2 separate regions of the Homo sapiens genome follow, and region 2 is linked to region 1. Evidence: read pairs that join two places in POLR2A ChIA-PET (ENCODE). Cell type or tissue: K562. All regions are shown on one strand. Each heading gives the region's core, and the rest is flanking DNA. Links, peaks and the distances in the headings are about the cores only. Region 1 has its middle 24 kb from the start of C15orf39. Region 2 overlaps PPCDC (phosphopantothenoylcysteine decarboxylase).

Region 1 (7,140 bases), core at 2,486-4,985:
TTGTGAGAGGCATCATGGAAAAAAGGGAAGACATTCCCCCATGCATTTTGAACAGGGAACCTGCAATTTCATTTTGTATTGGGCCTTGCAAATTATATAGCAAATCCCACAGGCAGTGCTGTGTTGTGGCCTGCCAGCTCTCACTAGGTCACAGTTCACTTTCTGTGATGTCATGTTGGTAGCTTTGAAATGGCCACGGTGGGCCGGGCGCGGTAGCTCACGTCTATAATTCCAGCACTTTGGGAGGCTGAGGCTGGTGGATCATCTGATGTCAGGAGTTCGAGACCAGCCTGGCCAATGTGGCGAACCCGTCTCTACTAAAATACGAAAATTAGCTGGGTGTGGTGGTGGACGCTTGTAGTCCCAGCTACTCAGCAGGCTGAGGCAGGAGAATAGCTTGAACCCAGGAGGTTGAGGTTGGAGTAAGCCAAGATCTTGCCATTGCACTCCGGCCTAGGCAACAAGAGCGAAACTTGTCTCAGAAAAAAAGAAAAAAAGAAATGGCCATGGTGAGTATTAACAGCACGGAAATAGGGCAAACACTGCAAAACAGAACTTTTATTTTATTTTATTTTATTTTAGATGTAGTCTCACTCTATTGCCCAGGCTGGAGTGCGGTGGTGTGATCTCAGCTCACTGCAACCTCTGCCTCTCAGATTCAAGTGATTCTCCTGTCTCAGCCTTTTGAGTAGCTAGGACTACAGGTGCGTGCCACCTTGAACACCCAGCTAATTTTTGTATTTTTAGTAGAGATGGGGTTTCACCATATTGATCAGACTAGTCTTGAACTCCTGACCTCAGGTGATCCACCTGCCTCGGCCTCCCAGAATGCTGGGATTATAGGCATGAGCCACTGCGCCTGGCCTAGAACTTTAAAAAAATGTATGTAGAGCTGGTTTTTAACATTTACCAGCATAGCACTGTATAGAGTACCCAATAAAAGTCGGAAACTTCTTATCCTTGTTAATTTAATTGGTTAAATAGGGCAGGCCCAAACTTCTAGGAAGACAGTGCAGAGGCATGGAAGGAAGGCTAAGGAAGAAAACAGCTTAGTAAGTGCCAGGCACTGGTCCAAACCATTTCACCACCTTTTCAGGAATGAGGAAATAAGCTCAGAAAAGTAGTGGGACTCAACCAAAACCACACATCAGGCCAGCTACTGAGCTAACATTCGGACCCAATGTCCTAGCTCTTCTCACAGCAAAAGGAGAGGTGTTCTTTTTAAAACTAGAGATAGGGTCTCACTATGTTGCCCAGGTTGTTCTCAAACTCCTGGGCTTAAGCAATCCTCCTATCTTGGGCTCCCAAAGTGCTGGGATTACAGGCATGAGCCACCATGCCCAGAGAGGTTCTTTAGAGTCACATGTCTCTCTCTCTCTCTTCCTTTCCTTTCTTTCTTTTTTTTTCTTTTTTTTTCTTTCTTTCTTTTTTTTTTTTTTTGAAACGGAGTCTCACTCTGTTGCCCAGGCTGGAGTGCAATGGCACAATCTCGGCTCACTGGCAACCTCCACCTCCCAGGTTCAAGCAATTCTCCTGCCTTGCCCTCCCAAGTAGCTGGGACTATGACTATAGGCACATGCCACCACGCCTGGCTAATTTTTGTATTTTTAGTAGAGATGGGGTTTCACCACGTTGGCCAGGCTGGTCTCGAACTCCTGACCTCAGGTGATCCACCTGCCTTAGCCTCCCAAAGTGCACAGGGCCTCGCACAGGGTTCTGAACTCCAGGAATAAACTGGGGCTCAGGAGTAGGCAGGAGGGGGGCTGGCGAAGGACCTAGAAGTTCCCACCCTGGGCTCTTGATCTCTTGCAGTAACTTCACAGCCTGAGGCAGAAGCCTAGATGAATGAGAAGCAGGACAGAATGTTCCAGCAGCCACCAACTAGAGCAGAGACACAAATATTTACTAAGCCTAGGGGCCTCCCCAACATGCCGGCAGAGTTGGAGGGAACAAGTGTATGAGGCCTCTCTCTGTAAGGGCAGGGAATACATGGCAGGGAGAAGCCCCATGGAGAGGTCTCCCCTGACTCCAGCCTATCCGTCACATTGGTATATGAGTCCCTCACACCCTCAAGTATGTAAAGCCAGTCACAAAGCACCTTCTCAGCCATGGGCAGCGTGGGGAGCTGATCTCCATCTTATAAATGAGGAAACTGAGGCCCACAGAGGGAAGATAACATACCCAAAGCCAGAGGGCTGGGAAATGCTAGAGTCTGCAGTGGAAGGCTGGACTGGAAATGCTGCCCCCAATACCAGTAGTCTCCAATCCTGCATCTGCCCACCACACCCCCTCCCCAGGAACTTCTCTTGACCCTGGCTGGCCTCCTCCCTGACTGACCCCCAGACCCTCTTCTTTGGTGAGATCTTTTGCACCCTTACTTCCTGCAGCTCCCGGGCTGTTCTCTTCCCAGGTTAACCTCCCCTTTCTTCTTTTTTTTGAGACAAGGTCTCACTCTGTCACCCAGACAGGAGTGCAGTGGCACGATCATGGCTCATTACAGCCTTGACCTCCAGGGCCCAAGCAATCCTCCCATGTCAGCCTCTCAGGTAGCTGGGACCACAGGCATGTGCCACATTTTTAATTTTTGGTAGAGATGGTGGTCTCACTATATTGCCCAAACTGGTCTGAAACAATCCCCTTCCCCAGCCTCCCAAAGTGCTGGGATTACAGGTGAGTGCTATCCCACCCAGCCCATCCCCTTTCTTCCTATTTCCCACCTCAGAGAAGCCTTCTCACCTCACACCTCTCTCTCCAAATCGTGCCCCTCCTCCCTCATCTAGCTGAGGCCTGGCCTCTTATCCAGGAAGCCCTCCTGGACTGCTCCCAGTTACAGGGCTCTTGGGCTCTCAAGATTGCATGAAGTATGTTCATATTGTACTGTCTATTTAAAAAAAAAAAAGCGCATGAGAGACTAGCACACGGGTTTAGGTCCTAGTTGCAGCTGTCGCCAACTTCCTAGGGTGACCTCAGGCTCCCCTGCTCTCTCTGAGCCTCAGCTCCCTCATCTGTAGGCAGCCTGCCTGCCTCACCAGGGAATGGAGAGTCTAGATGAGAAAACCCTGGCAGTGGGCACAGGTCACAGCTGTTGGGGTTTTTGCTGGCATCAGCATTGCACCCTCTAGATCTGTTCCCATCCATTACCATCTGGCCACACACTGCCTTGTTCTTGCTCTCCCCTAGGGGTGGGAGGCCTGTGTCTGGCTGGAGAGCCCAGTTCGAGAGGGTGCTGTGTGTGCAGGGAGCCCTGCTGTTCCCCACTGGCCCCAGTGAGCCAGGCCCTGGCTTGGGGCTGGAAAGAGCCCAGGACTGGGAATCGCTGCCCTAAGTGAGGAGCCCCAACCCCTAAGCAGTTCTGCCCTTCAGCCCTTCAGGGTGTTAACTTTGCCTAGCCAAGAGCAAACTCTCTTTCTCTGTGCCAGGAGTAGTAGAGCCCCTGGGAAATGCTGTTTTTGTCCCCTGAGGCAGACTTTTGGGGAGTCCAAAAAAGGGCTCCCCACGGTGCCGGCTATCACAGAACAGGAGACAGGAGCAGGAGACAGGCCGGGAAGATGCGGCGACTGGGGGACCGGATAGGAGGGCCCTTGTCCTGAGGCTGCGTAGGCATAGCAAGCTCCGGGATTTTACTTCGTTGGAATGTTCTTTTGAGCTACTTTGGGGGCCGTGACTGAGAGAGCTCGTGGGGGACTCAGGCCCTTTCAGAGTCACCCGTGTGGCTCGGCCACTGCGCCAGGTCTTGGAACATCTAAGGCAGAAACAGGACCAACACCCGCAAGCCTCCAACAGCCCCTGGGGCTCCGTCCAGCCGTTGGGGTGGAGGGGTTGGGGGGAGGTGCAGGGGCGGGCACTGTGGGGGGTGGGGCGGGGCCGGTGGCCGCGACTCCACCCCGCGCCCCTAGTCGAGTAAACAAGCCACGGGCGGCGCCTGGGGGCCGCTCCTGCAAGCCGGGGCGCTGGGTTACATCACGGTTCCCTGGAGACTCCCGCCCCAGCGGCCGGGTCCCTGAGGCCCGCGCCCGCCCGCCGCCTGTGTCCGAGAAGCAGAGAGCTGGCAAGGGCCCGCCAGGGCGGGAAGGCTCCCACGTTTTCTCCGGAGGCCCCTGGGACTTTGTTGCAATTGGGTTCAGCCCGGGCATGGGCTGAACGTGGACGCGCGGGAACCGCGCCTCGGTTTCCCCATCTGTGAAACCTGGAGGCTGTATTAGGATTCTGTGCCTCCTATTAGGATTCAGCTGGGGGAAGGAGAGCGGCAGCCAGGGCCAGGGCCAGGGCCAGTCCCAGGCAGGCTGTGACTGGAGCCGGGCTTTCTACGTTAGGGTTTTGGTGGGTACCCGCTCAGCCACGTGCCAGAATGCACCCTCCCTCTGAGGGGACATGGAGACCACTCGCTGGGCCAAGGCACAGCAAGGACGACCTTGTATCCTAGCATTCTCCTGTCCCCACTTGCTGCTGGACACGGACCCTCTAGGTAAAATTCAACAATAGTTCCTGCCAGCCACCCTCACGGCGGGTTTGTGCCAGTGCTTTGGGAAAGATGTTGGGTTGCCCACTTAGGCGGGAGGGAGATTTCTGCTCAACATCAACAACTCAATCTACCACGGAGCCTGAGCCACTGGTCTGGAGGAAGCTGCGGGGGAGGCAGGGGTCGTGGGCACCCAGCTTGGGGACACTCAAGCAGAGTACGGGCTAGGCACGGGGAAGAAGGTGGCAGAGGGCATGCTTGCCAGCGTCTCCAGGAGCTGTCCTGCCCTGGGGTTCCATGATTTAATGATTCTGCACCTGCACCATCTGATAAGGTAGCCGCATATGACTGTTGAGCACTTGAAATGTGTGGGAACCCACTAGGAGCCCCAGAGTTGGCATAAACATTATTTTAAGCTGAAGACATTTGAGATTCAACAGACGCAGAAAAAAGCCTCCTAGGAGCTTCCTTTATCTGACAAAAAGCAGTAACTTCTGGGAAGTAAGGCTACCATAAACTCTGTCATAGGGGTAGTTTCATGGCCCCAAGAAGACAGAGCGACCACTCATACCTATATAGACAAATATTTCACAAACTTTATCACCTGTCGGTTCTCTTAAAACCCCATTTGTCTTTGCTAAAGAAACCTATTTGTTTTTCCCACAGAAGCCCTTTCTTTCCCCTCCCTTTTCCCTACTAAGTTAGGTATATAAGCCTTCAACTCTATTTAACCAGCCAGCTACGTCCTTTGTTGGTACGGTATGCAGACATAATAAACTTCTTCTCCTGTTAATCTGTCTTTTGTCAGTTTAATTCGAAAGCTGCAATCACAGAACAAGAGAGTGTAGAGGAAAAGTTTTTTCCTCTCCTGCAGGGGCTAGTACACATTGATATGGGCAGTAAGTGTAACATATACACAGGATTTAGGAGACTTAGCATGAAACAAAAGAATGTGAAATATCTTAATAATTTTGTATATGATTAAATATTGAAATGGTAACACAGGGTTCCATTAGATAAATTGGGTTCTCTTAAATATATTGCTAAAATTGATTTCATCTGTTTCTCCTTACTGTCTGCTAGAAAATTTCAGATAACATATGGCTCCTATTTTATTTCCATTGAATAGCATTGCTAAATGTCAGGTGACCTTGTGTCTTTGGGTTGGCTTTTCCCAAGCAACACCACCACATCTCTATTAACTGAATGCTCTTGTGTCGAGTCCTGAGCAGCGTGGGCAGTGGAGAGTGGAAGAGGAGGGGGCGCAGTGCCAGCCCTCGGGGAGCTGCCAAGCCCCTCTTGGCTTCCAACTTGGTCTGGCCACATCCTCCTGCAGTCCTGCTTCCCCTCCTCCACAGGACAGTCAGGCCAGCAGAAAGCTGGGCAGAGGGTTCTGGGGCTGGCCAGGGCTCTGAGAACTCAAGGAGGGAGTTCTGTGTGGGCCAAGGATTCAGAAGACAGTGTGGCCAGCAGCCAGGAACTATGACTGCACCGAGTGCTGTTCCCATGCCCAGGACCACAGATGCATCCCGGGCCTCACTGCCCAGCACCTCCCGGCTTAGTGGCCACAGAGTCCTCTTCCTGCTCTGCCAAGCACCATCTGGCTGTGGTGGAACAGGCTCCCCTGCTCTCCCATCCTCTCTGCCATCTCCCATTCCCTAGGCCTTGCTGGATTAAAACATTTTCCTGATAATCATTCAGGGATATAGGCTAAGGTCTGAGAAAGTAAGCTACCCTAAGGCCCCTGAAAAAATAAAACAAAATAACAAACTGTAGTTGGTATTTCTGATGAACAGCCCACACCTGGCAATTTAGAGGGATGGTCCCGGTTGGTGTGACCCAGGTTTAACCCCTGCAGCTGATATGAATGTGACAGCTTTACAGCCCTGTAAAGCTAACCAGACCTGTACATAGTTAAACAACCTTATCTAACATTCCTCCTTCTTCTCCTATATAAACTTGCTCATAACAGCCAACACTCACACCATGCTTATTGTGTGCTAGGCACTGCTTTGGGGATCTTACATGCTTTTTTGTGTGTGTGTGTGTGTTTTTTTTTTTTTTTTTTTTTTTGAGACGGAGTCTCGCTCTCTCCCCCAGGCTGGAGTGCAGTGGCCCGATCTCGGCTCACTGCAAGCTCCACCTCCCAGGTTCACGCCATTCTCCTGTCTCAGCCTCCCAAGTAGCTGGGACTACAGGCGCCCACCACCACGCCTGGCTAATTTTTTGTATTTTTAGTAGAGAGGGGGTTTCACCGTGTTAGCCAGGATGGTCTCCATCTCCTGACCTCGTGATCTGCCCATCTCGGCCTCCCAAAGTGCTGGGATTACAGGCATGAGCCACAGTGCCTGGCCGGGATCTTACATGTATTAATTCATTTAAGGCTGGGTGCGGTGGCTCACGTCTGTAATCCCAGCTACTCAGGAGGCTGAGGACGGAAGAATTGCTTGAGCCCAGGAGTTTGAGACTAGCCTGGGCAACATAATGAGACCCTGTCTCTACAAAACATAAAACATTTACCTGGGTGTGGTTGAGTGCATCTGTAATCCCAGCTACTTGGGAGGCTGAGGTGGGAGGATCTTTTGAAGCTGGGAGTTTAAGACCAGCCTGGGTAACACAGCAAGACACTCCCCCTACAAAAATTAAAATTAAAATTAATACATGTAATTTGGATTAAATTG
Region 2 (7,852 bases), core at 2,383-4,882, 140 kb before region 1:
CACCTGTAATCCCAGCACTTTGGGAGGCTGAGGTGGGCAGATCACCTGAGGCCAGGACTTTGAAACCAGCCTGGCCAACATGGTGAAACACTCTTTCTACTAGAAATACAAAAATTAGCTGGGCGTGGTGGCGCACAACTGTAATCCCAGCTACTCTGGAGGCTGAGGCAGGAGAATCTCTGGAACCCAGGAGGCAGAGGTTGCAGTGAGCCGAGATAGTGTCATTGCACTCCAGCCTGCACAGAGCAAGACTGTGTCTCAAAAAAAAAAAAAAAAAAAAGGAAAAAAACTTTTTTCTAAGTGGTGTCAGCAGGGGACTAAGCCGGGAGCTGCCTTTCAGGAATTCTGTAGCATATGGGGGATTCTTTTTTAATGCCCAGCGCTGCTTCTACCAGGACCCACAAAGGTGTAAGAGAAAGCCAAGGAAGGCTCCTGCCCTCAGGGAGTTTCTGCCCTGCCAGGGCTCCTTGGCATTTGCTGGGAAAAGGTCAAGGTAAATGAGTAAACGGTCAGAATTATTTAGTATCATAGAAGATAACACATGGTTTTATTTATTTATTTATTTATTTTAATGTGTACAGGGCCCAGCCCTTGGCTCCCAGGACCTTTTGGTGGAGTGAATGAAAATAAAAGAACAAAGCCCATAGGGCTGATGAATCAGATCAAGTGACATCCCTCTAAAACCAGAAAAACTAGTCTGGGCCTGCTAGACAGCACTGGGGTCAGTCAGGGTCACCTCCAAGGAGAGTCAGCTGCTTCAGTGGGTCAGAGGTGGGGCATCAGGAAAGACCCGCCCATCACATACTCTTCGCATTACTCCTTAGTGAAGACCTTGACCCCAGGAGGCTCCCTAACAATGTGACTGTAACCTGGGAGGGTGGCTAGAGAGTGGAGCCTCTGAGAGGTTAGGCAAAGAGCTTAGAGGGAAGATCTCAAGCAGGGTGAGAGGCTTAACAGGACCCCGGGTGGAGCTCCCCAGGGGACAGTGGGGGCCTAAAGGCTCTGAGACCTTGAGTGACGGTGTAGGGAAGGAAGAAAGGGTAGAGTTGAGAGGGAGGCGAGAACCCCTGAATCAAGGGCATTACCAATTTGGGGATGATTCTTTTTATTTTTTTATTGATGGATGATTGATTGATTATTTTTTTTTTGTAGAGAAGGAGTTTTGCCCTGTTGCCCAGGCTCATCCCAAACTTCTGAGCTCAAGCAATCCGCCCGTCTCTGCCTCCCAAAGTGCTGGGATGACAGGCATGAGCCACCATGCCTGGCGCCCAATTTGGGGATGATTCTGAAGGCCAGCACTAGGCAAGGTTCTCCGCTTTGCAAACTGGAAGATGGTTTTGGGAGCTGGGGAGAGTGGAGGACCTAGACCTTCAGGAAGTAGCTTTCCAAATTTCAGAATAGAGGCGATGAACCTGGGACATTCTTAAGTAGCAAATGGTTCAGGATGGTTGGGAAGCTCTTAGAAATGAAAGATGGTGGTCCCATGAGCAGAAGCAGGCAGTGTATTAGCAGAGATGTGGTCTCTGGCTACCTGAAGCCTTCTGTTGAAGGAGCTGGAAAACAGTTAAGTGGAAGGGAGGACATGTAACCAGAGATGAAGGAAGAATGTGGTCCAGAGCCCCCCAGGGTGAGCTGAAGCTTATGGCAAAACTCAGGAGGCTCGAGAGGGCTGTTTTATGTATTTGGAAGAAGAACAATGAAGCAGTGTCTGGTGCTGGAGGCCAGTGGTAACATTAGCAGAGGATAAGAAGAAATGGGAGGGGCTGGGCGCGGTGGCTCATGCCTGTAATCCCAGCACTTTGGGAGGCAGAGGCATGTGGATTGCCCTAGCTCAGGAGTTCGAGACCAGCCTGGCCAACATGGTGAAATCCTGTCTCTAGTAAAAATTCAAAAATTAGCTGGGCATGGTGGCGCATGCCTGTAATCCCAGCTACTTGGGAGGCTGAGGCAGGAGAATTCCTTGAACCTGGGAGGTTGCAGTGAGCCGAGATTGCGCCGCTGCACTCCAGCCTAGATGACAAAGTGAGACTCTGTTGTTGTTGTTGTTGTTGTTTTTAACAAAGAAATGGGGGGATTCTTTGATCTCATTTTGTTCATCTTCTCTTTTGAGCTTGTGGTGGTAGGAGGGACCTGAACCGAGGCTGGGTGATTCATCTCCTGTCCTGGGCAAGTTCTCTCCTGGGGTGCTAGGGTACTGTGGTTGGTGACCTACAGGAAGTGTGGGAAACGTCAAAGGGGCCAGGGGCAGGAGATGGCTAGTATCCATTTATCAAAAAGGTGAAGGAGGTGAGCTCCACAAATTGCTACAGATGAGGCTTGTAAGTGCTAAGAAAAGCTAGATTGGGATCACTAGGAACAAGGCATATCGATTTTAGTTTATGTTTTGGATAGTAGACAAAGTATTTTTCGATTTAGATGAGGCCTTTGATGGAATCCTAGGACCTCTCCCTAGACCACCTGGGGATGTTGTCAGCATGTTATAGCCAGTGAAAGATCCAACTTGGAAAGAGTTTCTTCTTGGTTCTTTCTCACCCCTTGCTCTGCTGCCACACCCACGCCCGTGGACATTGTGGGTGGCCTCTGCCCTTGACTTTGTTCTGTTCATAATTTGGATTAGTGTCTCTGGGGGCTACTGATGGTGGTGCTGGCTGAGAGGAGGAGCAACAGGATTGAGCTCTCAGGAGCTCTCTGTAGGCTGAGCAAACAGCAGACCAACTCTGGTGAGGGGAAGTTTACCAGGGACATGTGAGGGACAGCATTTGGGACCAGAAAAATAACTGCTCAGATACAGCCTGGCGCTTGTGGCTTAGTAGCAGCATGAATGAGAATAATTTTTTTGAGTTTTTGCTGATTGCAAACTCCATACATCAGCAGAGGGATGTGGCCACCAGAAGAGCTGCTGTGGGCTCAGGCTGCACCAATAGACATGACGCTCTAATTTCTTCATGAACCTAACAGTGGGGTTGCCTTCTCCGACCCCTGGAGGCAGAGTAAATGGCTCTCACCTGTGGGTTCGTCACTTCTGGGAAATTTAATTTAATTTTTTTTTTGTAATTTTCTCCTATTTTTCTGTTCTCTCTGGAACTCTTTAATCGTCAGATTTTTTAACCTACTGAATTGATTCAATTTTCTCATCTTTTTTCTACTATTATCCGTTTCTTTATCTTTTTTTTTCTCCTTTCTGGAAGATTTCTTTTAGACTTGTGTTGAATTTTTTATTTCACTGTTTATAATGTTAATTTCTAAGAGTTCTTTTTTGTTCCTTGAATACTCATTTTAAAAAGTGTTATGTTCTTGTTTCTTGGGTGTAGTCTCTCATCTTTAAGTTTTCTTCTCCCTCTATTGTCTCTGGGTTTCTATTTTCTGTTTGTTTGTGTAATCTCTTTCTTGCTAGAGGACTCTCCTCAGATATCTGATACTCCTTGGCTGTTCTTATTTGGGTGCCAAAAGTTGATTGGAAACTCTGTCTTCACTGCCAGGGACTTGGTACTCATCTGGTATTGAAATGTTTTGTTGGTGGACCTCTGAATTCCATATCTGAAGGTTTCCTTCCCTACCACATCTCCCTACTGCCAGGGTTATTTGTTTTTTCCAGAAGGACCCTATCAGTAGTCTCCTGCCTGGTTGACCTTGCGTTCTTAGGGTCAAGTAGGGGAAGCAGGCTTGGGTCTCTGTTTGGTCTGTAGATACTCACTTCTGCTCCAGGACTCCTTTGACCTCTGTTGTGCTAACTCTGCAAGGGTAGTATGTTTGGCTGCCTTGGGTGGGAAGAAGACCTGGGGGGACTTTAGCTGTTCCTTCTACAGGTCAGGAAGTCCTCCTGTATTCAGCTATCTGCCTCATGCTCACCTTTGTGGTACTCACTGCCTCAAGTCCTAGGCTCCTGGGCTCTAATTGGCTTGTGTCTCAGTTACTGTGTAGGCTTTGGATATTTTCTTTTCTCATCTAATCTAATCTTATCTTGTAGGATCTGCTCTGCTAGTGCTTCCTTTCGCTTCCATCTTCTGAAAGCGCATTGGCACGTCTTAACTGCTGTTGGTTCCTCTTCTTTTTGTTCTTGAGAATTTACTTCTTTTCTTTCTTTGTTTTTTTTTTTTTGAGATGGAGTTTCACTCTTGTTGCCCAGGCTGGAGTGCAATGGTGCGATCTCAGCTCACTGCAACCTCCACCTCCCAGGTTCAAGCGATTCTCCTGCCTCAGCCTCCCGAGTAGCTGGGATTACAGGCATGCGCCACCACACCCGGCTAATTTTGTATTTTTAGTAGAGATGGGGTTTCTCCTTGTTGGTCAGGCTGATCTCGACCTCCCCACCTCAGGTGATCTGCCCACCTTAGCCTCCCAAAGTGGGATTACAGGCGTGAGACACCATGCCCAGCCGTTCTCTTCTCTTCTATTCCTTGACAAGGTCTCACTTTGTCACCCAGGCTGGAGTGCAGTGGCATGATCTTGGCTCACTGCAGCCTCGACTTCCTGGGCTCAACTGATCCTCCCACCTTGGCCTCCAGAGTAGCTGGGACTATAGGTGTGTGCCACGATGCTGGCTAATTTTTTTGTATTAGAGATGTGGTTTCACCACGTTGCCCAGGCTGGTCTTGAACTCCTGGCCTCAAGCAATCTGCCTGCCTCAGTCTCCCAAAGTGCTGGGATTACAGGCGTGAGCCACTGAGTTTAGATCGTTTTAAAAAAAATTACTTTACTTTTATTTTAATGGGCTTCTGGGAGGGAGCAGAGTTTACCTTATTTAACTAAAAGCTTTTTCTTCTATTTAACCTTTATATGTTCTTTTGCTTTAAATTTATCTTTTTATACAAGATATTGATGGATTAAACAATATCCAAGATAAGAATCTGAATTTTAATACAGAAGATGAGCCTGTTATATATTTACTATAATTATTATTATATTAGGATTTACCTATGCTGTCTTATTTAATGCTTGCTTGCTTTTTATTTTTTTATTTTTTTATTTTTTTTGGAGTTAGGGTCTCACCCTTTCACCCAGGCTGGAGTGCAGTAACTTGATCTCTGCTCACTGCAGCCTCTGCCTTCCCAGGCTCAAGGGCTCCGCCCACTTCAGCTTCCCGAATATAGCTGGGACTACAGGCGCACACCACCATGCCTGGCTAATTTTTGTATTTTTTGTAGAGATGGGGGTCTCACCATGTTGCCCAGGCTGGTGTTGAACTCCTGGGCTCAAGCAGTCTGCCTGTCTCGGCCTTCCAAAGTGCTGGGATTACAGGCATGAGCGTAATCCCATTACTGCTCCCGGCCAAATGCTTTATCATATATTCTCTCTGCTTCTTTTTCTCCTTTCGTATCCTTTATGTGTAGATTGAATTTCCTTCTGTGGGTTTGAAAGGTAAAGGTTATTCTTCTTATGGTTACCATAACTTATTGTGCCCTCTTCTTTACCTCATCACTATCTTGTGTCTTCCCCACGAAAGAGACAGGGCCTTCAGCATGGCCCCGCCCTGCCCTGCTCTCCCAACCTGTGCTGGCCCAGTGGCATCTCCAGGACTGGGTTCCGGGGAGGGATAATGCAGCCCTGCTCATTTGCCATCTTACTCAGAACTGGGCAAGGCTTATTCAGGGCCATCCTAGGGAGACTCCAGCATTCAGTGGGAGTTTGGTTTAAATGACCTCTAGGCTGGGCATGGTGGTTCATGCTTGTAATCCTAGCACTTTGAGAGGCCAAGGTGGGTGGATTGCTTGAGCCTAGGAGTTTGAGATAATTCTGGGCAACATGGTGAAACACTGTCTCTACCGAAAATACAAAAAATTAGCTGGGCATGGTGACATGCACCTGTAGTCCCAGCTACTCAAGAGGCTGAGATGGGAGGATCACCTGAGCCCAGGGCAGTTGAGGCTGCAGTGAGCCATGATCACACAACTGCACTCTATCCTGGGCAATGGAGTAAGACTCTGTAAATAAATAAATAAGTGATGGACCTCTGAAAAGGTCCTTGAGGTTTTTTTGCAGGTTCTGGGCATGGTAGATCCTAAGGGGGAGTGAGATGGAGAATGGACAAGTCAATAGAACTCAGAACGCCAGACTTTCTGAAGTTCTTCCTCAGTCTTCTTCTCTGAGACTTCTACTCCTTGGTCCTAGCTTTGTTCCTAGGCGCTGTGCCGCTGTGTCATCCACCCTGCCCTGTACAATATGCAGGAAGCAAGCGAGGAGGGGGTGCCTCAGAGAGACAGTAAGGAGGAATGAGGACAAGGTGGAATTGGCATGGGCACGTCCTACAGAGTGAGAGGCAGGCCTTAGGGCACCACGTCGCTCTCACGTAGGAATGTGTGTCCAGCAGCGCCTAGCCTTCAGCTTTTCACAAGAACTCAGGAAATTGAATTTTCTATGCGAAATCTTCCAACTTGGACATGTTGGCTCAAAAATGTTAATAATCTTGTGTAGGCCAAACAGCATGTCTATAGGCTGGGTCTGGCCCAGACATGGCCCATGACTATAGCTCTGGCTGGTTGATGGTTCTGTCCTTGTCACCCTTGACTTTTCTTTCTTCTGGATAAATGTCCAGAGAAACAAATGTCCTCTCCTGATTCATTGGTTTCCCCCAAAGATGTGGTTCCCTATACACCCCTCTCCCCAACAGCTACTTCCTCTGGGCCCCTGTACTTTGCCAGCTCGTTAGTCTAAAATCTTGTTTTACAGGCTGGGTGCGGTGGCTCACGCCTGTAACACTAGCACTTTGGGAGACTGGGGCGGGTGGATCACCTGAGGTCAGGAGTTTGAGACCAGCTTGGCCAACATGGTGAAAAACCTCGTCTCTACTAAAAACACAAAAATTAGCCAGGCGTGGTGGTGTGCACCTGTAATCCCAGCTACTCGGGAGGCTGAGGCAGGAGAATGGCTTGAACCTGGGAGGCGGAGGTTGCGGTGAGCCGAGATCATACCACTGCACTCCAGCCTGGGCGACAAAGTAAGACTCCATCTCAAAAAAAAAAAAAAAAAAAAATCTTGTTTTACAAATGATAGCCAACCCATCTAGTGCCCTTCACACTCCTGGGTGCTGTTTTTCACAGCCATGTGTTCTGTTAAGCAGATTGCAGGCAGCCCTGGTTTGCGTTAGTAATTTCTTAGTGAATGGGTAGTGTACACCAGGTAAACCTCATTCTCACCCCATGAGTGTAGGGCACACACAGGCTGGGTTCTCCAGGAGCCTGTCTGCAGCCTGTGCCCACGAGGACTTGTTCCTAGAAGTACGTGAAGGGATACTGTCTGCTTTCTCTTCGGGTCATGCATGCACAGAGGACATGCCGCGCCCCAGCCCCCAGCGCCTTGGCCTGCAGAGGGCAGAGCTGCTGTGTGGCACAGAACTCAGGACCTATGAGCCTCCTTGGGTGGCCCCTCCTGCCTGCTGTGGCCTCTGCGGCCCTGGCCTTGACTTCCTTTCCTGTCACTTGCGTGCCTCTGCCACTGGGCCTACCTCTGCCCGAGTGGCAGGAGCTTGCAGCTTTGTATATACGGGCAGTTGGTGACTCATTCCTCAGCAGCCCCTCAGATAGGGAAGTGAAACAGCCACACCTGATAGGGCCTGACCTTTGGGTGACAGCAGAAGTAGCTAAGCAGACATGAGGCTTGCAGCTAAGGAGGGAAGTCCTCTCTCAAGCCAGCCTGTGAAGACAGCACCTGCCTGCCCTGACCCTCCTGTGGCCTCCAGGCCTGTGGCTCTGGTAACAGTTTCTTCCTCCCTCCCCGCCACCCCCTTCTTCTTGGTGACAGCTGGAAGTAGCAGTGGTCACAACTGAGAGAGCCAAACATTTCTACAGCCCCCAGGACATTCCTGTCACCCTCTACAGCGACGCTGATGAATGGGAGGTCAGTGCTGGGGCCCCTG

Evidence for each region. ChIA-PET counts read pairs that join two places held together with the same protein. Peaks named below come from ENCODE experiments on the same cell type or tissue, not always from the same donor. Only the 100,000 strongest peaks of a DNase experiment are listed, where the experiment ranks them.
Region 2: POLR2A ChIA-PET joins it to region 1 with 5 read pairs; 16 of 35 experiments call an interaction of 5 or more read pairs at or near these places.

What each region holds. Positions count from the first base shown.
Region 1 is chr15:75,174,712-75,181,851 of GRCh38, forward strand. No RefSeq gene overlaps it. Among named protein-coding and RNA genes, the nearest start is that of C15orf39, 24 kb to the right of the region's middle. RefSeq lists enhancers at 2,706-3,265, 2,822-2,921. In K562, for the core only: a CTCF peak has its summit at 3,932; DNase peaks (open chromatin) are centred at 3,190 and 3,880; H3K4me3 peaks cover 589 bases.
Region 2 is chr15:75,035,704-75,043,555 of GRCh38, forward strand. PPCDC (phosphopantothenoylcysteine decarboxylase) reads left to right here. Exons shown (of 6, transcript NM_021823.5): 3 at 7,738-7,833. Among named protein-coding and RNA genes, the nearest start is that of PPCDC, 16 kb to the left of the region's middle. RefSeq lists enhancers at 722-1,222, 7,164-7,253, 7,344-7,653, 7,378-7,852, 7,694-7,852 and a silencer at 1,572-1,810. In K562, for the core only: no CTCF peak of the experiment used is centred there; a DNase peak (open chromatin) is centred at 3,653.